Linked DNA regions of Homo sapiens: region 1 is linked to region 2. The links are chromatin loops, found by intact Hi-C in ENCODE. Cell type or tissue: heart right ventricle. All regions are shown on one strand. Links, peaks and the distances in the headings refer to the core of each region. The heading gives the core; the rest is flanking DNA.

Region 1 (15,646 bases), core at 3,996-11,995, 640 kb before region 2:
ATTCTCAGATAAACAAAAGCTGAGGGAGTTTATTATCACTAGCCCAGCCCTTCAAAAAATGCTAATAGGAGTCCTGCAGCTTTAAATAAAAGGATAGTAGACAGAACTCAAAGCTTTATGAAGAAAGATCTCAGTAAATGTAAATACACTGGCAATTATAAAAACTAGTATTATAACAATAGTGCATAATTATTTGTTTTCTACATGATTTAAGAGACATTTAAAAAAATAATTATTAGCCTAAAAATTAGTACTATTATTACTTTGGTTTGTAATCCCACATTTTGTTTTGTACATAATTTAAGAGACTAAAACATTTAATAGAATTATTAGCTTATATTTGGGAGCACATATAGAGAAAGGTGCAATTCTGTCACATTAACAACTCAGAAGGGTGGAGACAGCTCTTAAATAAGCAGTTTTTGTAAGGCATTGAAGTTAAGCTGGGATAAATTCAAAGTAGGGGGTCATAAAATTAGGATCTTAAGTACAATCCTCATGACAACCACAAAGAAAATGCTATCGAATATATAAAAAAGAAAATGAGAAATTATTTTAAATATCTCACTACAAAAAACATCAGCTAAACAATAAAGATAGTAATGCAGAAAATGAGGGACAAGAAAACAAATACCAAAATGACAGAAGTAAGTTCCTTCTTACTTAAATATTACTGGATTGAACTCCCCAATCAAAAGACAGAGATTGAAGTAATATATTTTTTAAATGTGATTCAACTATATGCTGTGTACAGTAGACTCACTTTTTATCTAAAGATACAAATAGGTTGAAAGTTAAAGTATAGAAAACAATATTCCATGCAAATAGCAATCAGAACAAAGGAGATGTGCCTATACCAGTGCCAGACAAAATAAACTTTATGTTCAAAGTATTACAAAAGACAAAGAAGGACATTATATATTCATAAAAGATTCAAAATAGCAAGATGAAATAATTAGCATTTATACGCCTAATAACAGACCATACATTATATGAAGAAAAAATTAACAAAACTGAAGAGATTAATTGACAGTCTACAATAAATAGTTGGAGATTTAAATATCCCACTCTCAATAATAGAAAAACCAGACAGGAGACAAGGAAATAGAAAAATTGAATGACGCAATAAACCAACTAAATCTAACAGACATATACAGAACATTCTTCTCAACAATAACAGAATATACATTCTTCTTAAGTGCACATAATAGATTTTCCAAAATCGACTATATGTTAGGTCACAAATTAAGTCTCAATAGATTTTAAAAGATAGATATCATATAAAGCATCTTCTCTGACCATGACAGGATGAAATTGGAAATCAATAACAGAAGAAAACTGAAAAATGTATAAATTTTTAGAAATTAACATACTCTTAACCAATCAATGAAAAAGAAATCACAAGGAAAATTAGAAAATACTTAAAGATTAATGAAAACAGGTTGGGTGCAGGTGGCTCATGCTTGTAATCCCACCACCTTGGGAGGCCAAGGCAGGCAGATCATTTGAGCTCAGGAGTTCAAGAACAGCCTGCTCAACATGGTGAAACCCTATCTCTACTAAAAAAACAAAAATTAGCTGAGCATGGTGGCACATGCCGGTAATCTCAGCTACTCAGGATATAAACACACTAAAATCAATCACATTTCTATACACTGATGATGAACAATCGGAAAAGAAAATTAAGAAACAATTCAATTTAAAATAATATCTGTCTTAGTGTATTCCTGCTGCTATAACAAAATACCTGAGACTGGGTAATTTATAAATAACATGCATTCATTTTCTCATATTTCTGCAGCCTGAGAAGTCCTAGATCAAAACACCAGAAAATTCAATGTCTAGTGAGGGCAGCTATCTACTTCCAGGATGGTGCCTTTTGCTACATCTTCACATGGCAGAAGGGGCAAACAGCTCCCTCACACCTCTTTTATAAGAGTGCTAAGTCATGAGGATGGCACTCATGACCTAATCATCTCCTAAGGACCCCACCTCTTAATACTATCACATTGGCAAGAAAGTTTCAACATGAATATGTGTGTATGGGGGAGACACATTCAGACCACAGCAGCATTATAAATAATAAAATACTTGGGAATTAACCAATGAGACGTAAGACTTGTACAGTGAAAACTCTTTTTAAAAATTCTGAAATAAAGAAGACAAAAATAAATGGAAAGACATCTTTTGTTCATGGACTGGAAGGCTTAGTATTGTTAAGATCTCAATACTACCCAAAGCAATCTACATATTTAATTCAATCACTATCAAAATCCCAATGACCTTTTTTACAGAAATAAGAAAACCCATCCTAAAACTCATAACTATATGAGTTAGTATCTGAAAGGACCCCAAATAGCCAAAACACTCCAGGAAAAGAAGAACAAAGCTAGAGGAATCACACCTCCTCATTTCAAAATTTATTACAATGCTACAGCAATCAAAGCAGTGTAGACCTGGCATAAAGACAGACATAGACTATTGGAATAGAATACAGAGTCTAGATAACAAACCTTTACATGTATACTCAAATTATTTTCGACAGAAATGTCAAGACCACTTAATGGAGAAAAGTCCATTTTTTCAACAAATGGTGTTGGCTAAACTAGATATCCTCATGCCAAAAAATGAAGTTGGACCCTTACCTAACACCATATATTAAAAAAAACTAAAAATGCATCAATGACTATATTAGCCTGTTCCCACATTACTATAAGGAAATACCTGAGACTGGGTAATTTATAACAAAAAGAGGTTTAATTGACTCACAGTTCTGCATGGCTGGGAAGGCCTCAGGAAACTTACAAACATGGCAGAAGGCACCTCTTCACAAGGTGGCAGGAGAGAAAATGAGTGCAGCAGGGGAAACGCCAGATGCTTATAAAACCATGAGATCTCGTGAGAACTCACTATCACCAGAGCAGCATGGGGGAAACTGCCCACATGATTCAATTTTGTCTCACCAGTTTCCTCTCGCAACACATAGAGATTATGGGGATTACAATTCAAGATGAGATTTGGGTGGGTACACAGCCAAATCATATCAATGATCTAAATGTGAGAACTAAAACCCTTAGAACAAAACACAGGGCAAATGCTTCATGACGTTGAATTTGACAATTATTTCTTAGATATGACACCAAAGGCACAGGTAACAAAAGAAAAAAAATTGGACATCATAAATTTAAAAATGTTTGTACACCAAAAGACATTATCAATAAAATAGAGTGTCAACCTACAGAATGGGAGAAAATATTTGCAAGAAGACATTTGCAAATTGCATATCTTTTAAGGGATTAGTATCCAGAATACATAGAGAATTTCTTAAATTTAACAACAGAAAACTATCTGATTCAAAAATGGGCACAGGACTTCAATAGACATTTCTCCAAAGAAGACATACAAATAGCCAATAAGCACATGAAAAGATGCTCAATATCACTAGGAAAATTCAAATCAAAACTACAATAAGATACTACCTCACACCCATTAGGATGGCTGCTAACAGGAAAAAAAAAATAAGTGTTGGTAAAGATGTGGAGAAATTGGAACACTTGTGTACTGTTAGTGGGAACATAAACTAGTACAGCCACTGTGGGAAACAGTAAAGCAATTTCTCAAAAAATTAAAAATAGATTTACCATATGATCCAGCAATTCCAGTTCTGAATATGTACTTAAAATAATTGAAAACAAGGTTTCAAAAGGGTATTTGTATATCCATGCACATAGCATTATTCACAATAGCTAAAATATGGTGTTAAAGCAAACTAAATATGGCCTGAGAAGGACTTTGTACTTCTATATTTGAGTCCTTGTGGACGAACTGCAACCTAACTTAGCGGGTAGACAAGATTGAAACCCTGACTTAGGAGTATGCACCCATAACAGTGGTTGAGTCTTGGCCAATCCTAACAGCCATACTTCAACCAGTAATACACTGCTGAGTGTTCAAATTGTGTTCAAATGAGGTAAATGGCAATCTGTAACCAATCCAGCTGTTTCTGTACCTCACCTCTGATTTCTGTACATCACTTCTCTTTTTTTGTCTATAAATTTGTTCTGACCACAAGGCAACCCTGGGGTCTCTCTGAATCTGCTGTGATTCTGGGGACTGCCCAATTTGTGAATCATTCATTGCTCAATTAAACTTCTTTAAATTTAATTCAGCTGAAGTTTTTCTTTTAACAATGGAAGCAACCCAAGTATAATACACACACACATTATACACACCACACACACACATTATACACACCACACACACAAATATTTCAACCTTAAAAAGGAAGGAAATTCTGGCATATGCTACAATGTGGATGAACCTTGAGGACATTATGCTAAATAAAATATGCCAGTTACTAAAACACAAATATTATATGATTCTACTTATCTGAGGTATTTTGAATAGTCAAAATCATTAAAAAAACCAGAAAGTAGAATGATGGTTTCCAGGGCCTTGGAGTAGGAGAAAAACAGGAGTTATTGTTTAATGGGTATGTAGTTTCAGTTTTGCAAGTTAAAAAGAGTTCTGGAGATAGATGCTGGTGATGACTGCCCAACAATATGAACATACTTAATACTACTGCCCTGTACACTTAAAATGGTTAAGATGGTAAATTTTATGTTATGTGTATTTTATCACAATAAGAAAAATTGGGAGAAACAGGAAGTTATGGAAAGGTTGATTTGAGATCAATAATACTTTCTAATACTTAAAGGGCATGTAAATGGAATGGATGACCTTTTAAGATGGCATGATGAGATCTCACAAACTGAAAATATTATAGCAAAAACTGGAAAGCCATTTATTGAGGATTTTATGGTAGAGAGTAATCTTTTATTATTCAGAATATTGTATTAGATTACTTTTAACTTCTTGGATGGAAGAAGACATGATTTTCGATAACCATAGAGGTGAGCCAGAGTTCAACATACTTGGAGATAAAATAAATTAGATGCACTCTTACCCCACTGAGTAAATAATGCAGCAAATACACTTTCACTATTAAGAGTTATAGTAAGAGTCACATTGTTTAAATCATTAAGCCTTTATTTCACCAAAAAATATTACTTCTCCATTTAATATGAAGATATTTTCCAATACCTTGAAGTATAAACCTTTTGATTTAGTTTTTACAGTATCACCTGAAAACACTGCTATGCACAGCAATAATAGTGTGGGCTCATGAAACCAAATTATAGGTAAAAACAAGCTTAAAGAAGGGATTGAGTCTGTGTGATAGCATTTTTCGGAGGCTCTGGAGCCCCCAGAATAGATTTTTCCAAGATTTTCATCATGAATAACAAAATATATATAAATACCTCTAATGTGAAAGAGACAGGGCTAGAATATCTGAGAACTGGAAATGGACTGAAGGAGGACCTATCTACATGGGTGATTATTCTTTAACATTCCTGCTGTATCATTCATGTTCCTGGAAGGAAACAGAAGCCACACCCAAAAGGGCTTTGGGGAAGAAACTTAAATGAAGGTCCTATTTATAGAGGTGTGAGTAGTGTGATTATTATAGCTCCACGCTATTATCACCCTTAGTCCTGAAGCAGCAAAGAAGATGTGCCATCTGCCAGGAGCTGTGGCTGTCAAGTAATGCAGGACTGCCACACTATGCTTTAGTCATGGAGGGAGAGAGAGGAGAAAAGATCTCAACCTCTTTTTCCTTCCACCCTCTGATCACCAGCCAATGCTTGCAGAATCCAACTAGAAGCCATAGGACAGAGAACCCAGTTAATGGTCTGTAGACATCAGCCTTTCAGGGTACAGAACCCAACATAGAACACAGAAACATTTCAGAGAATAAATTCAGGAGAGTGTGGTGGCAAATTGAGAAGAACCAAAACACTGGGACCTCAGAGAAGAATCCAGTAGCTGGAACAGGGAGATTCATCCACATTGTAGCATATGCCTGTGCTGACACATTAAGTAGGCACTATGCTTTGGCACCCATACACTCAGTTGTGAGTCACCCTTTCATTCCTTTTTTTCTCACATCCAGTTGTATTTACTTCATAGCATATCATTATATGAAATTACCATTCTTTTTTGTTTGTTTAAAGTTTATTACCTGTCATCTCTTCACTAAAGAGTATGCTCCATGAGACAAGAACTTTATTGGACACACTACTTTGTCTCTAGCACTCAAAACAATTGGCACATAGGAAATATTTAGTAGACACTTCTTTAAAGATCTTTTGCCTAAGTAGAAGTTTGAATGGCTGTCATTTTCTATCTGAACTTCTTGGAACAGGGAGGCTCCACAACACTTCCCTATATGGAAAATTATTTAACAGCTAAATAAAGATTTATAAAGTAATAGCTAATGAAAATGACATTTAAACTGGATTGGAACAAAACACATAAAGGACCAAAATTCCTGGGCAAACGTTTGCTTAGATATAGGCCTGGGGTTAAGCCAAGGAAAATCACTGGAATAATTCTTGATAAAAAGATTTGACCCATACCAGAATGACACAGTAAATCTCCCGAATAGATTTTCATTCCAAACTAGTACAAGAAGCCAGAAAGCCTCAATACGAATAAACTTCCAAACAGCCCTTTGATGTGAGGCTTGCCAAAGAGCAGCAGTGAGGAATGAAGTCCGACAGCTCAGAATCTTCTTTGGCCAACTAAATTAATGTCAAACAAAATAAAAACCTAGGCAGCCATTTATATAGCCCAGAGAGGAATAGAGAACCCTTTTCTTGCTTTATTTGGAAGTATCTACAAATTAAGACACTTATAAATCATACAGTTTTAATTTATTCAACATAAAAGTGACCCAAATGAAAAGTCCATTATTGTATTTAGCATAAGTGGTATTTATTTATCAAGCACATGCTGTTATAGTAACTGTGTCACCAAGCAGACGAAAAGAAGTAAAGTACAATCCCTGCCCTCTTGAGGATTACAATCCATGGCAGAAAAGATAATAATCTTTTTATTATCTTTTCTTTTATTGTCTTTTCTTATTATCTTTCTTTTATTATCTTTTCAGAAAGCTAATAATCAGTTTCATGACAAAGGCTATAAGAAAGGTATAAACAAGGCGTGATGAAAATACAGGAAAGGGAGGAGTAGGCACTGCCCAGAGATAAGGGCTTCGCAGAGGGAATGATATTTAAATTGAGTATTAAAGGGTATGTAGAAATATTTTTAGTTTAACAAGAGGATTTGGGAAGACATAACAAGCACACCATAACACTGCCAGTATTTGCAACTGTGCTTATTTGCAATTGTGCTCACTATTGTTGCTGCTAGCAGCTATTATAATTGTGATGAAATAAGGAGAAAAAAACAGGTAAATTTAATTCATAACAGATACAGTCATGCCACATGAAAAACAGATAAATACAGCTTGAGCCATATGTTTTACAACAGTTCAAATAGAGAAAAGTAATAGGACAATAAAGTCATCACATGGCAAAATGGGCATTTAAATCTCTAAGCTGCACTGAAGTCAGAACCATGTTCAGGTTGCAAGTGATAAGAACTTCTGCCACATTGAATTGATGTTCTTAATCTGACCTCATCCAATTTCATGACTCTAAGTACCATCTATAGGGTGTGTCGCCAAACATTGTATCACCGCCCTAGTTTTCTCCTCTGATCTCCTCTTTGGTATATGTGCAACAGGCATCTCAAAGTAAACATTTCCAAATAATAACTCTTGTTCTCTCTACCTTCACTCATCCAGCCTGCCCTTCCCACAGACTTCTCCATCTCAGTAAATGACTTCAGCTATTAAATTTCTCAGCTACCCAGTTACCCTTCAGTGCTCTCTTTTATACCCCTCATTCAATCCATCAGCAAATCTTCTATCTTCAAAATGTACCCAGAACTGGACCATATCTCACCACTTCCATTTTACCATGCTGGTCCAAGTCATTGTTACTCCTTGCCTCCTAATATGTCTCTCTGCTCATCCCTTGCCACAACTATAGTTTATTATTCATGCAATCTTCAGAGTGATCAATGTAAATATGCATTGCCACATCTCCCCTCTATTCAAAAGTCTCCAATAGTTTCCAGTCTGATTCAGATATATTTGTCTCTGTATGTCTGTGTGTTTGCCCCTGTCTCTGTGACTCTGTACATATGTCTCTGTATTTGTGTGTCTCTATTCTCTGTATATGTCTGTGTGTGTGTGTGTGTCTCTGTCTGTGTCTGTGTCTATGACTGTACATATGTATCTGTGTGTGTCTGTCTCTATTCTCTGCATTTGTCTCTGTGTGTGTCTCTGTTTATGTATCTGTGTGTCTTTATGTGACTCTGCATGTATGTGTGTGTCTCTATGTGTATGTCTCTATGTGTATCTCTGTGTATCCCTGTGTCTGTGTATACATACATATATGTATGGGTATATGTATGTACACATGTATACCTATGTATAAAATTGCCCATCTGGCCCTGTGTGCTCTGCCCCCTCCTGTCCACACTCACCTTTCTGGCCTATGCCCTACTCTCCCTCTCAGTCACTCTGCTGCAGTGCGGCAGCCACACGGCCTCCTTGATGTTCCTCAAACATTCCAACAGGCTGTTGCCTCAGTGTTTACTGTTCTCTTTGCCACTTCCTTCATGTGCTTTACATCTCAGGGAGGTCTTCCCTGGCCTTATCTAAAATTTAAATGCCCCTTCCCCCACTCCATATCTCCATTCCAAGCTATATTGCTTGTGTAATCTTGGATTTACCTTTTCCTGTTATGTATGTCTTGTATGTCTCCTCCCGACTGTTCAATGAGGGCACAGATTTCTGTCTGTTTCACTCACCGCTGTATCTGCAGTGCCTCGTATTTCTTCCACAAAGGATCTTCTCAATAAATGGTACTTAATTTTTTAAATGCAGCTTTTCATTACACACTAGCAACTGGAAAGGCATGCAATTCTATTTCCAAAATTCATTAAACAAACGTGGTAAACATTCAGGCCAGAAGGCGGCAGCAAAGCTTCATCAGCCCAGCAACCGGCCATCATGCTGGGTCAGCAATTCAGAGGCGCAACTAATGGAAAATTAGGCAGAACAGCTTTTCACCAGGGAGTCTGAGCTGAAGGAGGTGAGGCCAGAGAACTGAGCTGGTTAGGACTGCACCCTGGCCAAAGAGCAGGGAGACAGATAGGAAGAGAGAGAAAGGCAAGGCTTGTCCAGGAGAATGAGACCCACATTAGGGGCTCACAGAATGAACATTCAGGTTGTCAGGGAACTTAATCAGGTGCCAGAAAATTTGGCATATTATCTCAGCAAACTCAGGTAAACCTTTTGGCGATGTCCACAGGGAGGTTCCCTTTCAGATAACAAGTCTATTTATCACTGTAGCTAGAATCTGGGAGCCAAAATATACCTACCCCTATTAAGACAGGAGAATTATGCCAGTCCCAACAAGTGTGTCACCAAGCCGACAAAAATAAGTAAAGTACAATCCCTAGCCTCTTGAGGATTACAATCCACGGCAGAAAAGATATGAAAGCTAATAATTAGCTTTCCCTGAGGGCCATGTTTCTTTTCACAATTGCAGTGCCACATCTCATACTTTGTTAAAGAAAAATAAAGATGGCAAGTGCTTAGGTCTAGGCTGCTGCAGAAGAAAACCAGATGTAGGAGGAACTGTGACTCTGCCTCTCATGCAGGCCTGAATCTGGAGTGTGGTCCTCCTGTGGGGTTGCACTTACTCTGGATTTTTCCAGAAAGACTGTCTATAGGTGCCTGCATGCTGTGTTCCTGTGAGGGAAGCCCCAGCTGTGTCTGTGGTGGAGTGCCAGAGGGGAAAAAGGACCCCTTCTCCAAGCCCTTTCACCATCACGGAGGCTGCCTGCCTGTTGGGGTAGAGATGTAGACTTTCCCTACTACACCCGGCACTGCAATTGTGTCTCTGCTGTCAGAAACTAACCATTAGTGGAAAGATCTGGAACTTGAGGCCTGATTTTCAGATTCTTTTGTTCCATGGGGTGATCCTTGACGTGCTGCTCTTCCCCTTCCCCTAGGGATGGGGCTTCCTGAGAGCCGGACTGCTGTGCTCGTTATTGCTCTTCTGGGTCTAACCACTCAGTAGGGCCACCAGACTCCAGGCTGGTGCTAAGGAATGGCTGCAAAAAGCCTGTGATGTGGTCCGTCTTTAGGTCTCCCAGCTGTGAATACCAGCACCTTCTCTGGTGGAGGTGGCAGGAGAGTGAAGAAGATTCTGTGAGAGTCTTTGGTTGCAGATAGGCTTAGTGTGCTGGCTTTCTTGAATGCTGATTGTGCTGGTGGTGATGTTGTCATGTGGACAGACTCAGGGCCTCTGGTTATCCAGAATACTGCAGGTGGTGGTATTAACTGTTGTTTTCTCCTTCCTGGGAGCAGGGTAATTCTGTCATGAGTTGCTGTAAAGGCCTGAGTTGGTTGGACTTCAGCCAGGAGGTGGTGCTTTCATGACAGCACCAGCTGTGATATTAGCAGTGGGATATAAGCCTCCCCTAAGTTGGCCAGGGGAGGTATTCTGGTTACTCAGGCAATGGATGGGATCATAAAGCTCCCATGAGTGTATGTCTTTTGTGTTCACCTACCAGGATGGGTAGAGAAATACCATCAGATGGGGACAGGGTTAGGAGGGTCTGAGCTCAGACTCTCCTTTGGTGGGCTTGCCATGCCACTGTGGGGATTGGGAGGGTGGTTCTCAGGCCAATGAGGTTATGTTCCAGAGAGGACTATGGCTGCCTCTGCTTAGCAGTATTGTTCACCAGGTAAGTGGGGAATAGCTAGTAGCAAAAGGTCGCACCCACCTCCCACGCAGTTGGCAAGGCTGGTCTCGCTCTCACAGTGTCCTACTGAGAGGTGACAGCGTGCTGGCAGCCCTCGCAGCCCTCTCTCACTCTCGGTGCCTCCTCAGCCTTGGCGCCCATTCTGGCCACACTTGAGGAGCCCTTCAGCCCGCCGCTGCACCGTGGGAGCCCTTCTCTGGGCTGGCCGAGGCGGGAGCCAGCTCCCTCGGCTTTCGGGGAGGTGTGGAGGGAGAGGCACGGGTGGGAACCGGGACTGTGCATGGTGCCTGTGGGCCAGCTAGAGTTCCGGGTGGGCGTGGGCTTGGCGGCCCTGCACTTGGAGCAGCTGGCCAGCCCTGCCGGCCCCAGGCAGTGAGGGGCTTAGCACCCAGGCCAGTAGCTGCGGAGGGTGCGCCAGGTCCCCCAGCAGTGCTGGCCCACCGGCACTGTGCTCGATTTCTCACCGGGCCTTAGCTGCCTCCCTACGGGGCAGGGCTCGGGACCTGCAGCCGGCCCCCACCGCCCCTCTGCCGTGGGCTCCTGTGTGGCCTGAGCCTCCCTGATGAGTGCTGCCCCCTGCTCCATGGCGCCTGGTCCCATCAACCGCCCAAGGGCTGAGGAGTGTGGGCGCATCATGGGACTGGTGGGCAGCTCCACCTGCAGCCCTGGTGCGAGATCCACTGGGTGAGGCCAGCTGGGCTCCTGAGTCTAGTGGGGACTTGGAGAACCTTTGTGCCTAGCTAAGGGATTGTGAGTGCACCAATCAGCACTCTGTGTCTAGCTCAAGGTTTGTGAACACACCAATCAGCACCCTGTGACTAGCTCAGGGTTTGTGGATGCACCAATCGGCACTCTGTATGTAGCTAATCTGGTGGGGACTTGGAGAATCTTTATGTCTAGCTAAGGGATTGTGAATACACCAATCAGCACTCTGTATCTAGCTCAGGGTTTGTAAATACACCAATCGACACTCTGTATCTAGCTAATCTAGTGGGGACGTGGAGAACTTTTGTGTCTAGCTCAGGGATTGTAAACACACCAATCAGCACCCTGTCAAAACGGACCAATCATCTCTCTGTAAAACAGACCAATTGGCTCTCTGTAAAATGGACCAATCAGCAGGATGTGGGTAGGGCCAGATAAGAGAATAAAAGCAGGCTGCCTGAGCCAGCAGTGGCAACCTGCTTGGGTCCCCTTCCACACTGTGGAAGCTTTGTTTTTTCACTCTTTGCAATGAATCTTGCTGCTGCTCACTCTTTGGGTCCACACTGCCTTTATGAGCTGTAACACTCACCGCAAAGGTCTTCAGCTTCACTCCTGAAGCTAGCGAGACCACAAACCCACCAGAAGGAAGAAACTCCGAACACATCCATACATCAGAAGGAACAAACTCCGGACACGCTGCCTTTAGGAACTGTAACACTCACCGTGAGGTCCTGCGGCTTCATTCTTGAAATCAGTGAGACAAAGAACCCACCAATTCTGGACACACTACTAACAGTGCCAAGTTTAGATCCAGGCAGCTTGCTCTCCTGAAACTCAGACGTTGCCTCAGGCCATAAACTACCCCACTTAGCAAGCAAGCACTGCTTTCAGGCCTTGCCCCTCCCCATCTGCCAACAAAGTTGGCTGTGACTCCAGCTCTTGTATTTGCAGCAGTTCCCATTCACCCCCATATCCTGTCAAAAAAGTTAGTGCCCAGTTAAAATTATTGCAAAATTCAGTTGGAAACTTCTTACACCCTGTGACCCTTCCCTAATTCTGCTGAGTGCCTTCCCTGAGGGCTTCTGTGAAATACAATCAGAAATGGCTTCCCTGCGCACAAGGTGAAGAATGGGAGTGCCTACAAGGCTCTTCCCACTGTTGCATTTACTTTTATATTTTGCACAGCTCCCTAAATCCATTCCAGCTCTAGATAAGGTTAAATCCTTCTCTGGTGATCTGTATTTTCAGATTCCTCAGCGGGAATACGTGTTTGAAGGCAGGTTTTCCCCCTTTCAGACTATGGAAACTCATAGTTGTTCATCTGTCTCATGCAATCTGCAGTGACTTGTGCTTCTTTCAAAGATCTGTGAATTCTTTAGGTTTTCCTGGTATGGTCCTGCAGTGGTTCTTGGAGCAAAAGTCCACAGTATGAATCTTCACATGCCATACTGTCCATCCAAGTAGGAGGTACATGTTAGCACTATCTCCTATCCAGTATCTTCTGCCTGTGAAAGGAAATTAAATTTTGACACCCCAAACTCATTTAGCCAAAGGGAAAAGTCAAGCTGGGAACTGGGTCATGCAAACCTGTCTCCACCTTTTGATTCCTAAATAAAATGGCTACAAGATGAAAAGCTACCCACTTTTCCCATGTTTTGCCAGCAAGGAAATTCCTGGTGAGCTGTTACAACTTCACCATGGCAATGCTAATTGATAGCTTATCTTGACAGGTGCAGTCACCCAGCCTGCCAGACACAAATGCGTATCAGATTGTCCCCCTACCCCATTTTGTCTGTATTATCTTATGTTAAGATGCAGATTCCCCACATTTTTCCTTTGCCCCTTTTGTTTAAGTGAAAACTGTGTGCTTCTCAATATCCCGCCCTTTCCCCTTTAAATTTGGAGCCCTCAAAATCATCTTCAGAGAAAGGCATAGACCTATCTCCTGTGAGCATCCTTAACTTTGGTGAATAAATCTCCAAAAATGATTGAGACTTTTCCCATCATTTGCTTCGACTGACACCCTCATCATGACTTTTCTACTGCAGGAACATCCAAATATGCAGGGATTACTTTTTCAATGTTTCTGTGGCCTTATTGCATCCCTGCCAAATCTGAGCCCCACGGACTGCCATTTCAGCTCTTCTTTCATGACACCTTTATTCCTTTTGCTTTTTGTCCTGTGACCATGCTCACTGTTCCAGTCCTGAACTTCATGTAAATCACATCAATTTACTGTTTTTGTTCCTCCTCTTGGGCTGCTGATCATTTTGAAGAAAATCTCAAAACCTACATACCCATTTCTGCCATCATTCAAGCCTCAGCTGGCTCCCTCTGACATTTTATAATCTTTTATTTTGTACTCAATTAACTACACATTCACCACTTATACTGAACATTTTTTATTTTTGCCTGTCAAATGTCCATTTCCATTTGTTTTGATAACAGCACCCCAATATTCATTTGGGTAACTATGCCTATCTCACTTTCAACCTTTGTGGACTGAGTAGGGGACTGATTCCCTTCTACACATACATACAGTTTTATGGGTGAGAAAATGATATGCAAAGGACCAACTTGCTAGTTCCTTCTCTCTGTGGGAATGAGCATGTGGTACAAGTCTCTACTGGAAGCTCAGTTCCAGAACTTTGCTGGAATTAAAGAGATATTACTTTTTGCATTGTGGTTGCTAAACTGGATGAATTTAAGCCTGGAGCTACTAGTGGCCAATCTTGCCACTACATAAACTGATTCTGCCTAAAAAGGAAGCCAGCACAGAGAAATAGAGGGAAAATGGTGAAAATAAATTGATGATGGCATCATATTTTGTTGTTAAAAACAAATAGTTCCTCTTCAAAGGGTTTCAATTCCTGGTTCTTTGTTCTATTCTAAAAGGTAATCGTACCCATTCATCTATCAGCCCTCCCTATCTCTGCTATGCCCAAACACCCCATGATGTACCATACCTGTCCTTCCCATCAAATGCCCACCCTTGCCTCCTTTGATGATGTCAACAGTAGCTTAGTTTACCCTAGATTGAAATTAGCCTAGATTGTGTGGTCCGACCCCAGCCCACAAGGGGAGGACACAGGAACAGGGTCTGCATTACAGATAAAAATCTCCTACTCTCCTTTGTTTTGCATGCTCTCCCTTGCCTCTGCCTTGCATGCAAGAGGCGCCCTTCTATAGAAGTAAATTGCCTTGCTGAGAAAACTTTTGCCTGAGTGCTAGTTTCACTTTGTGGCACCAAATATTTGTTTCTAACAATTTGGGGGCCTGCCCAGGATTCCCATTTTCCTCTGAGGAAGGGGTCTCTGGTCATCTCCCAGGGGGAGATGCGTCCCACTGCCTCACTGCAGTGGTCTCAGGGGCTAAAGATCCAGCCATCACCCACTGTGATGAATAAACCCAGACTCTCAGCAATGTGGGAAGGAAAGGCTTGCCTACAAATACCACAGTGACCAGGTAACTTCGTGCACAGACCAAGGTAAGAAAAGCCGCAGAGGGGGCAGCAAAGTATTTCCTTGGTTGTTGGGATATCTTGGAGGCTGAAAGTGTGTGTGAATGATCACTGCTTGTGGTGCTGCTTGTGTGAATGGTGATAAGTACTACTGCTGTGTGGGGTGAGTGGGTTCTATCTGCGGTTCCGTGGTCACCTCATATGGCTTAGGGCAGATCCTGCCATGGGGCTTATACCAGCACACCAATACTAAGAGGGACCTAATTTCCCACAAGGGAAGTGGCCAGATAGGACGAAGCGAATGGAAAGGAGTGCAAGAAACCTCCAGTAAAGGGGGTGAGCCTCTAGAGAAAAGGGAAGGCAAGAGATTTCTAGTAAGAGAGGTTGGACCACACACACACTCAAGGGAGCATCCAAAACCTCCAAGATGGGAAACACTCCTAATACAACAGGGAAAGATAAGGACGGGGATAGTCAGATCACCTCCAACAGTCCTTTAGGTCTCATGCTAAAATATTGGGAGGAGAAGGAGAGGACTAGGCACAAGAAAAAGCAACAGATGGTAAAATATTGTTGTTTCATCTGGGCCAAGGAACCCATCCTCAAATCTGCCATCTTCTAGCCAAAATATGGATCAGCTGAGGCTTGGGTCTGTCAACTTTTAATTCAGTATGTGAATGACAAAATTCCAGTCGCGCAGGAAGAAACAGACTATGCTCTCTGCTGGAGAAA
Region 2 (15,646 bases), core at 2,882-10,881:
TCATTCTTGTCTCATCATGGTCCACACTTCATTGCTTATCTTTTATTCTTTAATAATAGTTTACTAATTCTTTAGAGTGACAAATATAAGCATAAATATGCTATAAGTTAAAAGAAATTTCTTTACAAAACTAAAATATTTGTTTAAAAAAATACCAGATAGTGCAGACTGGTCGCAAGATGAGTGTTAGATAAAAAGTTATTAATGATAACATTTACATAGTTAAACACAAAACAGGATTCTAGAAGAAGAAACGTATAACTACTTTAAAGTGCAAGTATAAATTCCTCTATGAACTTGGGCAAGAAATATAATTAGTCAAAATATATGATAATGCCCATAGATTATTGTAGCCAGAAATAGAAACCATGTGACAAATACTAGAATGACAGCAATCAAATAGGAACTTTGTTTCATATTTAAGATACATTTAGGTATCTTTTTTCAATAGTGGAGAACATTCAGGAGGATATTATGAACGTGCATAATGAAATAATAAAGCTTTTTCAAAACACTTGTGATGATGCATAAAAATTTAAGAAAATCAAATAAACATTGCAAGCAGCAAAATATACAGTATTATAAACTATAAATACAACTATAAATGCATAGTTCAATAGTGATTACTAATAAATTACAAAGAAGTAGAAATAGTAGATATGGAAGATTTGTGGACATTGGAAATTCCAGCTATGTTAGAATACAAAGTTATAGTGTAGAGAGTATAGAAAATTTTTACTCATTTATATATAGTATAATAATTTCATGCATTCAACAGGAATATAACTAGGAAAATCATAAAGAAAATCTTAAAATAAAAAGCCAGCATCACTGAAATACTTAATGGGAAATAGGAAAAAGAAAGAAAATGGTGAAATTCTAAAATTTGAAAACACAAGTAATAAAGACCTCTTTCATGTCCTTTTTCCGTCACAGGTAACATATATCTGGGTTTTATGGATCTTGCTTCATAAGTAGTTCTTGAATCTGTGTATCTCAAGATAAGCCATAGTTATGTAATGACCTCAGGATAGTAGTTGCTTGCTTGCATTCTCTCACTGGCTCTCTGTCGCATGCACTTGCGCTGTCTCTTGCTTTCTTTCTCTCTCTCTCTCTCACTCCCCCTCTCTCTCCAGTCATGTCTCTTTCTAATATATTCACACTGGGTAAGAGTGACATTTTGAAAATGCAAATCTGATCATGTGCACAGTGCTCAAAAAGTATTGGTTGGCTGCTTATTATGGGTCTAGATGAATATTCATTATATGATATATACTGGGGTATATTTTATATTCAAATTTGAATATGAATTTGTAGCATTTGAGTGAAGATATTAGTTTGACCTCACATTTGTGTTGAACTTGAAAATGTGTAGTTTGCTTTCATATTATTTAATCTTCAGATTGACACTGTGCCTTAATTTATGTTATTAGATTTATGAGAAAATGGAGTTTAAGACTGTATAGCTAGCAAAAGGCAAGACTCAAACTCCTGACTGCTACATACAGTGTTAGTGTAACTGATGAAATGGTTACCTAGGAATATAGGAGAGATACTTTAAGACCTTTTGGTTTTTATAGTATCTATTTGTAACCAGAGGGAATTTGTCTGCACTAGGGAGCTCTTGTAAATGCAGCCCAACTGCCCTGCAATGGGAGAAGGGACTAAGCAAAAATCAGCTGGTCTTCCTTTCTACTTCTTATGTACTGTGTACTAAATACAGTTGTTAGAATACAGATTATAATTTTTAAAATATGCATTGTATATCCAGTTATACTTTGCAAATATAAATAATTATGAGGGTGTCTCCAAGACACTAAAATAGGAACTTTATAAATTATGTCAGTAACTGTATCAGTAAAATGCCTGGCCCACAGTAGATACTTGATAAATATTTTTCATTGAATGAGTTATATTCAGGTTGTATTCAGTTGCAGGTAATAGAAGACCCAACTCAAAATGATTTAAATAATAAAGACATTTATCCTCCTGTATGTCAAGAAATCTGGTGAAATCTTTAGGGAAGCTCAGTGAAATCTTTAGGGAACTGTGCTTTTTCCATCTTTCTGCTTTGTAACCCTCAGCATGTGATTGAATCATGACTGCCTAACTCGATGATTGGCTCAACCACAACCTGCTTTGTTGCTATTTGCTTTTTGTTTGTTTTTACAACAACAAAAATAATAGCTTTTGTTTATTCAGTACTTCATACTACATATGTTTTCCTCTTGTGCTTACCTAATGTAAGTACAGAACTAATTTCAGTGATGTAAAATTTCTTTCCTTCCACCTAACGGATTTTTTGAAAAAACTGTGGTGAAGTTTATATAAAATAGAACTAACCATTTTAAAGTGTACAGTTCAACATCATTTAGTATATTCACTATAATGTGCAGCCGGCACCTCTATGTAGTTCTAAAACACTTTATTACCCCAAAAGAAAACTCTGTATCCATTAACCCAGTCATTCTCTATTCTCCCCTTGATATGGTTTGGCTCTGTGTCCCCACCCAAATCTCACCTTGAATTGTAAACCCCATAATCCCCACATGTCTAGGGCAGGACCAGGTGGAAGTGATTGGATCATAGGGGCATTTTCTCCCTTACTGTTCTTGTGATAATGAGTGAGTCTCATGAGATCTGATGGTTTTATAAGCATCTGGCATTTCCCCTGCTTGCGCTCACTCCATCCTGCTGCCTGAAGAAAGTGCCTGCTTCTCCTTTGCCATCCGCCATGATTGTAAGTTTCCTGAGGCCTCCCCAGCAATGTGGGACTGTCAATTAAACCTCTTTCCTTTATGAATTATCCAGTCTTGGGTATTTCTTCATAGCAGTGTGAGAATGGACTAATATACCCCTCCTCCACCCACAGCCCCCAGCAACCACCAATCTATTTTCCATCTCTGCAGATTTACCTATTCTAGATATTTCTTATAAATGGAGTCAGACAATATGTGACTTTGTGTTTGGGTTCTTTCACTTAGCATGTTTTTGAAGTTCATCCATTTTGTAGCATGTATGAGTATTTCATTCCTTTTTGTGACAGTCATATTCCATCATATGTATATATCACATTTTATTTATCCATTCATCCATTGATAGACATTTGAATTGTTTACACCTGTTGGCTCTTGTGAATAGTGCTGCTATGAACATTTGTGTGTATTTGAGTACTTGTTTTCAACTCTTTTGGATGTATATACAAATATATATATTTTGGATATATATATAAACAATCGATTCTTTTGGATATATATAGAAACAATATATATAAATATATGATGTTTTGTAAAAGCAAATCTGATCATGTGCACAGTGATATATATATTATATATAATTTATATATCAAACAATATATATCAAAATTACTTATAACTATAATTACTTATATATTATATATTATTTATGTGAACTATATATATTTACACTTATAAATTATATATTAATATATAAACATATATATCACTTGTATACACACGCGCACACGCGCGCACACACACACACACACACCGGAATCATAATTGCTGGATTACATGCTAATTCTGTGTTTAACTTTTTACACTATTTTATATTCCCACCAGCAATGTAAAAGGGTTCCAGTTTCATCACATCCTTACCAACACTTATTCTTTTAAGGTTTTTGATGTTAGCCATTCTAGTGGGTGTGAAGTAGTATCTGATTGTGGTTTTGATTTGCATTTCTCTAATGACTAATAATATTGAGCATCTTTTGTTATGCATGTTGGTCATTATTGCTACTTCTTAATGTAAATTCTCTTATTCAGGCAAATTCTAATTCCTGCTTCCCACTCAATTTGTCGCTTATACTTTGCCTCACTGAGATGCCATGCTTCTGCCATTCCCAAGTTAACTTCCTTTTCTTCTATGAAGTATCCTAATGATTTTAGGTTCCAGATAATATATAGTATAGGAGGTCATATACAGTCTCTCCTGTATATTTATGAGTTCTAAATTATATACTCCAATTGTATATTTTTGAATTACATATAAATATTAATAATTTATTTCAATCATTTAGCAAACTGAGCTAATTGGACTCAAGTATGTATTGTGTTATTTGTTTTATTTATTCAAAGTTTCTTGAGGAGGGTGTATTGATGGTTCTAGACCTATAACTAATAAGTAATTTTGATATATTATGAGTTTGTGTGTTAATAAATTAATTTCCTGTGAGGAAAAGAGGAAGCAGTGGGAAATAAGGTATTTATCTTTGCCAGGGTTTCTCAGTCTCCATACAGTTGACATTTTGGGCTGGTAATTCTCTGTTGTGGGAACTGTCTTTTGCAGTATAGGGTGTTTAGCAGTATCCCTGCCCCCTACTCACTGGATGCCAGTAGTATCCCCCATTTGTGATAACCAAAAATATTTTCAGAAATTGACAAATGTCCCCTGGGGCACAATATTGCTTCTCCTCCCTATCAGAACTCTCTAATTTCTGTTTTGAAGACCAGTCCAGAGTTTGAGAGAATCCTAGAAATAAAAACAAGAAGTCAACAGTGATGGTTTCTGTAGAAATGTGTGCTGTTCTGAGAAGTAACTATTTTATAAGAAGGAGGATACAAAAGGTTTTGGCTGGGGAGCGTATTTAACATTCTGGAAAATAAATCTTTTGACTCTAGCTGTATTAATTTTGGTAACTGTAGAGATGATTAATTTTAGACATTGATAAATTATTTTTATTTTTTTTTCAGCTTATTATGACAATACCATTTTTCATAGAGTTGTGCCTGGTTTCATAGTCCAAGGCGGAGATCCTACTGGCACAGGGAGTGGTGGAGAGTCTATCTATGGAGCGCCATTCAAAGTAAGACTGAATTATTATTTTTATTATTATTTTTGTTGTTATTATTATTTCCAAGTCAGTTTGGATTGCTTAATCGAAAATGATTGTGTTCCACAAGAGGAAAAAACGTTTCACATTAGTATATAAACATCAGGCTGGGTGCAGTAGCTCATGCCTGTAATTCCAGCACTTTGGGAAGCCGAGGGGGGCGGATCACTTGAGGTCGGGAGTTTGAGACCAGCCTGGCCAACATGGTGAAACCTCATCTCTACTAAAATTACAAAAATTAGCCAGGCATGGTGGCACACGCCTGTATTCCCAGCTACTCAGGAGGCTGAGGCAGGAGAATTGCCTGAACCTGGGAGGTGGAGGTTGCAGTGAGCGGAGATCGCACCAATGCACTCCAGCCTGGGCGACAGAGCGAGACTCCGTCTCAAATAAATAAATAAATAAATAAATAAATAAATAAATTGTCTGTAAAAGATGCATTAATCAAGAACAGGTCAGTGATTTCTTAACTGCCAACATAGATCTAAGAAGAAAAGGAGTTAATGTCATAGTGAAGATAATAACAACAGCAGGTTCAAGTAAAAGCTAAAAGTTGTGTTTGTTATTAATTTGATGGCACCAATATCATGTTCTTTGAATGAGTAAATATTGGTATCTCTTAAAATATGGGAGTTTTTGAAAAATTCGTTTTTATATTAAGGGAATAGATTGCATTTTCCTTTCATCTTTTAATGAGTCATTGTGTGATTCTTGAAGAAAATACTTGAACTGTTAGCTTTAATTTCCAGATGATAATGGCCTTAGAAATGTGGAATAGTTATTTTAAAAGTCTCAGATGTCACTTTTAGACTATTTTATATTTTACCATGGTAAGACTTCTCATGATTTTAGATACTCCGTCTAGTCGGAAGCATTCTTTTATTCTTTTATTTGGTGTGACAGAATAGCTGTTTTTGACAATTCCTTCCTAATTTGAGATTTTTGCTTCATTATTTTCAGGTAATACAGTTATCTTGTTACATTTTTCAATTAGGTCATTTTGAATACAGTATACAGAGTTATGATCCATTGAGTTCAGATCTCTTGAGAATTATTTATTAAGGAAAAATATCTTCCTTTGTGAAAAGCATTTATGATATAACATGACTACATTTATAAATGAGTTCTGTATCAGGCTGGATGGAAATTCTGTTAACTAAGAGACTAATATATTTGTTAAGTAGCCCTGTCATGGTGAGAAAACCACCTTAGAAAGGCTTGTTCCTGCTCTTTTGAAAACTGGCAAATAGAATCAGTGCCATTTCAGAGAAGATTCAACTTAGGACTTTAAAAAGACATGGTAAAATTACATAACACAATCATAGTAGATTATTTGAATTAAAAAACAAGAACAAAGCAATTGTTTAATGACATTTAGAATGAGATGGGAAGGAGTAATAATTGAATACTCTGCAATGGCTCAAAGGTAGTTTTCTGGGAGAAATAATAGAAGATTTCAAAAGCATAGCTGACTTTGGGATGAGAATAGGGAAATGACTTAGAAATCCATTCCCCCTTGGGTACTCTTCCTTTAGATGTAACTAAGCAGCTTTCTACAAAATAGGGTATATTTCTGTCTGAGTATATTTAGAAGATACAGTCTAGTGAATTCAAGTTTAATAACATTGAAAGAATAGTAAATACTTGAAAATCAATTAAGTAAAATGTCTGCATTTTTTATTAGAAGTTGTATGGGACCTTGCAGGTCAAGTTGAATAACTGCATATGAAGGGTCTTATAACTGAGGACATTCACTAAATCTTTTTACATTTCAGGATGAATTTCATTCACGGTTGCGTTTTAATCGGAGAGGACTGGTTGCCATGGCAAATGCTGGTTCTCATGATAATGGCAGCCAGTTTTTCTTCACACTGGGTCGAGCAGATGAACTTAACAATAAGCATACCATCTTTGGAAAGGTTAGTGTCCAGTGATTTTAAACCTGTGGTTCAGTTTTTGGTTTTATGTTATTCCTTAGACTTCTAAGATACATATGATTAACTTATCTAAGAGCTACCTTTGTAAAAACATTCCATAGGATATGTTTATTATTTTCAAAAATGATGGAATATATTCCTAATATAGTGCACTATGAGGGAGCATCTAAGTTCTTTTTGGATCTTTCAATTCAGTCATTAGTTGTGACTTTAGTGTATTCCTTCTTTAAAATCATAGTAATGGTATGAGCTAAAATGTGCCACTTAGCCAATATTGATTTTACACTTTTGGAAGGACATTTAGGTAATAATATTTAGTAGTTTACAGTTTATTTTCTTAATGATGGATTTTCTTAAGTTTAAAGTGGAATTTGTGTTGACATTGAAACTTCTTACTGTAAATATTACTTTGAATAGTACCTATTTAATCCTGCTCACATTTAATGTCATATTAGGGAACGTCCTTTCTATAGAATTTTTAACAATTCCCTTTAAAAAGGGATTCTGAAGGTTTTCTTCTCTCACTCTTCTCCATTCTCATAAATATGTTTCTATATGTTTTAAGTCTTAGGCATATCGGACATCACTAGTGCATCAGCGCCCTCTGCTGGTTCAGTAAGAATGGTTTCCCCATATACTGGGCAAAACTGGATTTTTGTGGTGATGAAAGGGAAAAAAACAAATTCAGTACAATTGGAAAGCTGGTGTTGTTTTAAAACTCTTGAAAAACACTGAATGAAAGGAATCACACTAAAACTATATGTTGCAATGTTGTTGGTTAATACTTATTAATAACAGTGGGTTAGGAAATATGCATTGGCACATTCTTTTGAGCCACTCCAGCACAGCCTGTCTGATGTTTATAGATTCCCTCCATTTATTCCTTAAAAATAAGAGTGTGTAATAAAATGAGATTTAAGTTGCCATTCTGCATCAGTTTTTACAATTGGGTTATATAACTAACACATCAGAGACAATGTGTAGCATAGTTAGAAGTTAGAAAGGCCATCACTGTTGGTTTTATACCTTCTTTGATCCTCATTTTTCTTATCTGTAGAAGGATAATATTAGTTCCTACTTTTAGGTTGTTTGTGAGGATTAAATGAGATAATGTCTCTAAAGCATTTACCACATTGTTATTGTTATTTGCTTATTTTATCCTATTCCAAAGTTTAAATTTGTTTATGATGTTTGAATGAAAAGTTGTCATTCAGTAGGAGATTATTTGGCATTATATTATTAATAAAAACTTACATTAAATATATATTGGAAATTTCCAAAAAACTTATTGGGGGATTGAACTCCATCCATGCTTTTCTCCTTTAAGATAAAGTTGCTTTATTTGCATTATTAAATGCATATATTTTTATGTAATCACATGAAATTTTCTTTTAATTATTTGAAAGATGTTTTCAAAGGTTTTCTCTTAATTCAAAGGATGAGTGCAATAATTTTCAATTACATTATATTTTTAATTTGATAGGTTACAGGGGATACAGTATATAACATGTTGCGACTGTCAGAAGTAGACATTGATGATGACGAAAGACCACATAATCCACACAAAATAAAAAGCTGTGAGGTAGGAGCATGATTATTACGAGATACAGCACTTACATTGTCGTTTAAGAGGAATTGATTCTTAGTATTTTTAAACTATTGGATTAAGGCTTTATACTATGTTAACATCACAACTCAAATTTTATCTCTAATTTATTTGGGCACCGTTTCTAGTTAAGAATTTTTTTAATTAAAGATTTTAATTCAAAGATGAAACTTTATCTGATAATCCAATGACTGAAAAGCTTACCTCATAATGGAAAGTTAAAGGAATTAGGTTTATTTAGCCCAAAGTAGTGACTTCATAGGTAATTTAAGAGTAATCTGCTGGGCACGGTGGCTCACACCTGTAATCTCAGCACTTTGGGATGCTGAGGTGGGTGGATCATGAGGTCAGGAGATGGAGACCATCCTGACTAACACAGTGAAACCCTGTGTCTACTAAAAATACAAAAAAAATAGCTGGGCATGGTGGCATACGCCTGTAGTCCCAGCTACTCAGGAGGCTGAGGCAGGATAATCACTTGAACCTGGGAGGCAGAGGTTGCAGTGAGCCAAGATCACGCCACTGCACTCCAGCCTGGGCGACAGAGCAAGACTCCATCTCAAAAAAAAAAAAAAAAAAAAAGAATGACCCTTCATTGAGGAAGCAAGAATACTTGATTTGGAATCAAAGCATCTGAGTTGATCTTGTTTACTGTGTATCATTTACATTTTCTTAAATATTTTTCCCTTTTGTAAAATGGGGATAAAATATCCCTTACTTAATAGCACATAGGATTATTGAGAGAATCCAGTGAGGCCGTGTAAGTGGAAGCATGTTGTGTAGTAAATATATATCACTATACTAATAATGTTTATGTGGGGAAAAATATAGACACTATACCACTGGAATTACATACGGGGTTTGATTTTTTGTGAAATGTTAAAAATGGAATAATGTTTTCGAAATATTTTTTTTCATAGGTTTTGTTTAATCCTTTTGATGACATCATTCCAAGGGAAATTAAAAGGCTGAAAAAAGAGAAACCAGAGGAGGAAGTAAAGAAATTGAAACCCAAAGGCACAAAGTAATCATAGTGGAGAGATTTTTCTTCAGCTTGAAAAATGACACTCATTCATTTAGTTTACTATATTTCCTTTTATAGTAATTGTTTACTAGCAAAGGAGAGGCCAGTTTGAACCAGAGAGATATTGGAATTATGAGTGTGTGGTTGTATTAGTTCATTTTTACACTGCTATAAAGACATGCCTGAGACTGAGAGATATTGGAATTATGAGTGTGTGGTTGTATTAGTCCGTTTTCACACTGCTATAAAGATATACCTGAGACAGGGTAATTCATAAAGGAAACAGGTTTAATTGACTCACAATTTCACATGGCTAGGGAGGCCTCAGGAAGCTTCAATCGTGGAGGAAGGCGAAGCAGTCACCTTCTTCACAAGGCAGCAGGGGAGAGAGCGAGTGGGAAGGAGGAACTGTCAAACACTTATAAAACCATCAGATCTTATGAGAACTCACTCAGTATCATGAGAACAGCTTTGGGGACACCACCCTATAATCCAGTCACCTCCCACTAGGGTCCCTCCCATAAAACACATGGGGATTGTGGGAATTACTCGAGATGAGATTTGGGTGGGGACACAGAGCCAAACCATATTAGTGGTTTTGTTTGTTTGTTTGTTTGTTTGTTTTCCTAAATGAGCAACTCTTGTATTCAGGTGCAGTATATCTTAAACTTAAGCTACAAACATGTCATCTCAGTTGTTCACATGAAATCTGTGTTAATAAATAGATACATATTTTATGATCCCTGTAACAATTATTTATATAAATGAGTTGTTGAGAAACTTGTTTGTTGCTTATTTTAAAATTAATATGTGCTCACTCAGTATAAATAGAAAGTAAAGTATAAAGAATATTTTTAATGACTGCATGATTGCATTATGCAATTTAACTTGTATTTAACTTTTTACTCCTTTTATGTTGCTATTAAAAATAATATTATTATAAATATTTTAAAATATAAAGCTGTTTCATTCAGTATTCTGGTTTATTTCCAGAAGATAATTTTCCAAAAAATAGGAATGAAAAAATAAATTTCAGTATTTTGGACAATATTCTACATTATTAATACTGTCTGTATATACTGCAGAGTTAGATTTCAACGTACTCTTTTACTGAATCGTAGGATCCTTATTAGAGATTTTATTGTAAGTATAATTGTTAGATTTGATCAATTCTAGATATAATCCTGCCAAACCTAGTTAATAAAAGGCAAAGTTGATTAAACTTTCTAAGCTTCAGTTACCTCTTCCTATAAAATGGAGATTAGAATAAGTTCAACTCCTGGTTGTTATGAGGATTAAATGAGAAGAGGTATGTTAAAACACCCAGTAGTATAGGCATTCAATACCTATTAGTCTTTTTCCTTGATATCCTACAAATACAAAGTTAAATTGTTTTATAAAGTGTCAGATATGAGCCAGACACTTTAATAAGCAGTTAATTCCTTGTGGCAAAATAACTGCTTATTGGAATTATTTATTTGATTTTTAAAAATTCTTTGATCAGCTTATTTTGATTAATCTATCTCTGGATGAAAGGTCACTGTCACTGTATTCATATGCAGTGCGTCATCACTATGATTTATCTTAACAATAAACTCTAAAGTCTTTTTTTGGTGTGTTTTGCTTTGTTTTTGTTTCCAGCAAATATATTGGGGATGATATGTTGGTCGTTGCTTGCTTCTAGGCTTTGGGAAAAAAAAAAATCTGTTTCACTGCCACATCTTTAATTTTTCTATTTGAGAGACAGTTTTAGTAACTTGTTTATCTTACTTGAGATTACTTTTGTTTGATGAATCAGAGGAGACAAACCTAGTTTTTTCTCCTTGTGGGCTATTTTAGTTGTTCATTGCTCATATTTTTTTGTCTGACAATTTTGTATACATATTAATTTTAAAATATTAAAAAATATTTTGCCAAATACTAGATTAATTGCTTCCCATTTGTAGCACTCAGGGATATATACTTATTATTTTTCAGAAACCCCCATTTTGCTACCAGTTTTGATAAATATAAAAAAGCTTAATTATTTCTGTCATGCTTTACTCAGTAAATTTAATGGTAATGCTCAGAAGGGATTTTTGGTCATTAAAAGTTAGTATAATATAGGAAACATTGGTGCTGTGAGGCAAAAGCTTTAACATCATACTGAAAATACAGATCGTTAGAATACTTCTGCTGAATACTGAGTAATATGGTCTTTTTTAGAACAGTCAGAATGTATTTCTTCTTGTAAATTCTGTTCTCTTGCTCTGAAAATAAGGTATTTATAAGTTTGATTTGACTTTCTCTTTCTTTTTTTTTTTCTTTCTTTTTTTTGGACTAGAAATTTTAGTTTACTTTCATTTGGAGAGGAAGCTGAGGAAGAAGAGGAGGAAGTAAATCGAGTTAGTCAGGTAATCTCTAATTTGCCCTTTGTTCTAACTTACAAAAGAGATTGGGGTCTATATCTTACTCACTATTGTATCTCCTGCTATATCTGGCACAGCATGTTTTACATGGGGCAGGCTCAGTAAGTGTTCATTGAATTTGTAAATTGATTTGTGGTCAGTAATATTTGCAACTTTTGAGATTATCCTATTTATTTTTAATGTTGGCATTTTAAAAAAATCAGTTTGAACTAGACTTGCAGTTTTTTGAATGGTTGGACTTTATGATTCAGATCCTAACTGCTATTTTTTCAGGTAGTATGTTAGATGATAATGATTATTATCATTACTGATATAAACAGTCACAGACCAAAACTCTTATATTCATTTTAATGTTATTTATATATATTTTGTTTATTTCATTAATTCTCATTACAGCCCTTTGAGATGGGTGATATTATTATCATCCTCATTTTACTCATGAATACATTCAGCTATAGTTTATAATTTGCTCAAAGTAACATAACCAATAAGTAGCTACAGATGGGAACTGAACGCAGGTCTTTGTAACTATTAAATCCATGTCCTTGAATTATGCAGTGCCTCCTGGCCTTTTTATTCTGCTAGTCCTTCCTGTAGGCCTTTACATGTGGTTTTCTTCAATATTGCTTGCATCATAATACGCATTACTGAAACACGGTGTCATGCCATTGTTTAGAGCAGTAATTCTGGTGTGTATACTACAAGAAAACTGTCTTCAAGGGTTTCTACTCCTAAAGGTTCTGATATGCCTTTCTTTTTTGAAAATTAGTGAATACTGAGAACTAAAGGATTAGGTTTATAGTCTTTATTGTTGTAATTAAAACTTTATAACCTATAAGCCTTACTTGCTTAACATAATTATCTATTTCTTACCAACTCTAACAATAACATTGAATTAAAAGCATATTATTATTATTCTTGTTTTTACTTCTTTAGCCATATGTTCCCTTATTAGTGAGCACGGTTTTGCAGGCTAATGTTGGACGCCTAGTAAGCACTCTACTTAATACCCCTTGCATTAAAATGTAATTAAAATGGTGTGTATATGAAATATTTTGGTCATAACTTTTTGTTGCTTTTTATTGTATCCTTGAGTGATGTATTTGATGCCATGGATTCAATTTCCATTTACCTGTACACCAACATTCTAAACTCTAGGAGATAAGGCCAAATATTTCTCCTGGGCTCTTATCCCTTGTTCAGAGTTGCTTTAGGAAAGGTCTCTAGATGTCAAAACTAAATTCATTTTTTTACAAAAACTTCATTTCCCAATTCCTTAACGTCACCAATCACTCTGTCACCTCAATATCTGAAGAGTCATCTTCTTTAGATGTCAGTGCACTAGTCTTGCATTGTTTATGATTCAAATTTATGCCTCATCAAAATGATTTACTATGTGTCATGATTCTGTGGTTATGTTTGTGAATGGACAAAACCATGAATGTTAGATCTAGAAATTGCCAGGGTTCCTTTTCATTGATGTTTTCTAAAGATGTCAAGTTTCCTTGCATACCCATACTTTCCTCACAGTTCCCCCACCCCTGTTTTTCCTTTTGCCAGGAGTATGCTCTCTCCTTAAAGTGTTTTTCCTTTAAGATTTAGGTCTACTATCACCTTCTACTACTTCTACCTCCCCCTGCCACTGAACTCCCATCCAGGCTAAGCTAGGTACTTCTTTCCATGATAATCTGTCTATGCCCATCAAAACATTTATCCTACTGCATTACAATAATTTATCTTCTTATCTGCTAACTATACTATTTATTTTATGTAATCCCTATAACAACCATGCAATATAGATATTATTTTTCTTATTTTGTAGAATAAAGAAAGTGAAACTCAGAGAGGGTTAAATAACTCATCCATGATCATGCAATTAAGAGGTGGTAGAATCAGAATTTTGAACTGAGGGTTTTTTTAGCTAGTTAAGTCTCTCATATGATTATGAATGCTGTAGAAGCTGTCTCCTTCAAGCCCAAGACGTCTCAAAGGTTGGTGAGAAATTTCACTGGTAGCGTAGCATTCTGGGGTAGAAGGCAGCTGGGGAAGGCAGTTGGCCCGTTGTCCTTCCCTAAATCCCACAGGGTCCTGGATAGTTAGGTTGAGCAGCCTTGGAGAGCAAGGGCAGGAGAAAGTTTTTCTGTCAGTTTTTTGTTGAAGTTAAATTTCTAGTCTAAAGTAAGTTTTGTTCACAATTGCTTTGAGATAGACTTGACTAGGAAATTAGTTTGAATTTTTTCTATTTGTAACAGCAGCATGTGTTAAATGTTCAAAGATTATCTTCCTTCTGCTGCTTTCTACTGTACAAAATAGAAAAATGGTATGTTTACATTATACTGAATATTGTGAACTTATACTCCAAAAGCAATTTGCGTTTCAGATTGAAATGTACAAGGATAGCAGCACAGATAGTGCTGTCTTTTTTTTTTTCTTTCTTAAACCTGAAAAACACTTTAAATACTTTTAGAAGGACTGAGTAAAATCTTTTCTCTCTGCCAAGAAAATTACAACCCAAATACCGTTCATTATCAAATGAATATTATTATCCTAGTATTGTGTCATCATAGTTTTCTCATCTGGCTCTTTCGTAGGGGGTGCTTTGTAATTAAGTTATCATCAAATGCTTGTATCTGACTCTCACGTCTATATCTCTAGGCTGGTTTACTCTTCTTTTCTCCAGCTGCTTATTGGACATTAGTTTATCAAGCCCTGGGGAAGTCTTAACTCACTATCTTTTTCTTCTCAAACTTCTTATTTTGTGACTTTGTATTCCCTAGTGTCAATATCTTCCAAAGAAGGTCTTTAGATTCCATTGTGATTTTTCATATATTTTTTCATTGCACTGTCCTGGCAATTTTTTATCCAAGATGTATCTCAAATCTGTTTTTTCCTTTTAATTTATTGTTGCTACTACCCTTGTTCAGCCTTCATTATCTCTAGACTGGACTGGTGTGGTAGTCTATAGACCAGTTTCCCATCTCCCCTCTCTTCTTTTCCTTCCACTACCAGAGCAGCCTTCCTGAAGCTTAAAATGTTATTTTTACTGTCTCTTTACTATAGAAATAAGGCCAAATTTCTTGTCCTATTATTTCAAGATTCTGCTTTCATGACTGTCCTTCACCAACTCTGCTCTTTCGACTAGTACTTGTTAAACTTTCCTGGTGATAAAAATCACTTGACATATTTTTTAAAAATTAAGAATCCTAGGCCTTATCTGAGACCCACTAAATTAGAATTTCCAAGCGAGGGGCCTGGGAAGCTGTACTTTTAATGAATTCCAGAGGAATTCATACCAAGGAAATGTAGGAAACACTGCTTTAGCAGATATGAATGATTTGCTGCTCTATATGTATGCCTTATTGTTTCCATTTTTTGTGCCTTTCTTGATGTTCTTTTTCCCACCTGAAATGTCCCATCACACCTCTGGATATCCAAGTCATATTTGTTTTCAACACCTGAAATGCCATCTTTTCTAAATGTCTTTTCCAGCTTTTAAAAATCTTTTTTTTCTTACCCAACCTTTGCCTTTCTTGTAATACTGTACATTTGCCTTTTAAACACATCTTTTTTGCTTTATTACAGAAGAAGCATATGACTGTGTTTGCATTGTACACTAGTCCAAAGTCCAACATTATACCCTTTACTTTATAACTTATTAATTGTGTAGAGTCCTGGGCTGTGAGCTTGTTGTACATAGAGTCTGTGTCATCTTTGAGTGGCAGTGTGCTAGAATAGAAATAACATGGATTTGGGATCATACAAATTCATATTAAAACTTTAATTTCCCCTGACACCCTGTGAGCTTTGATAACTTAGTCT

Evidence for each region. Hi-C counts contacts between places; a loop is a spot of excess contacts. Peaks named below come from ENCODE experiments on the same cell type or tissue, not always from the same donor. Only the 100,000 strongest peaks of a DNase experiment are listed, where the experiment ranks them.
Region 1: a loop joins it to region 2, with 4 times the contacts of the local background. A loop is called at or near these places in 16 of 110 quality-filtered maps.

Annotation. Positions count from the first base shown.
Region 1 is chr5:64,139,083-64,154,728 of GRCh38, forward strand. No RefSeq gene overlaps it. Among named protein-coding and RNA genes, the nearest start is that of RNF180, 19 kb to the right of the region's middle. In heart right ventricle, for the core only: a CTCF peak has its summit at 8,950 (motif pointing right); a DNase peak (open chromatin) is centred at 8,979.
Region 2 is chr5:64,777,209-64,792,854 of GRCh38, forward strand. It overlaps CWC27 (CWC27 spliceosome associated cyclophilin), which reads left to right. Exons shown (of 14, transcript NM_005869.4): 3 at 4,713-4,825; 4 at 6,628-6,771; 5 at 8,273-8,371; 6 at 9,316-9,419; 7 at 11,743-11,812. Among named protein-coding and RNA genes, the nearest start is that of CWC27, 16 kb to the left of the region's middle. In heart right ventricle, for the core only: a CTCF peak has its summit at 7,397 (motif pointing left); a DNase peak (open chromatin) is centred at 7,383.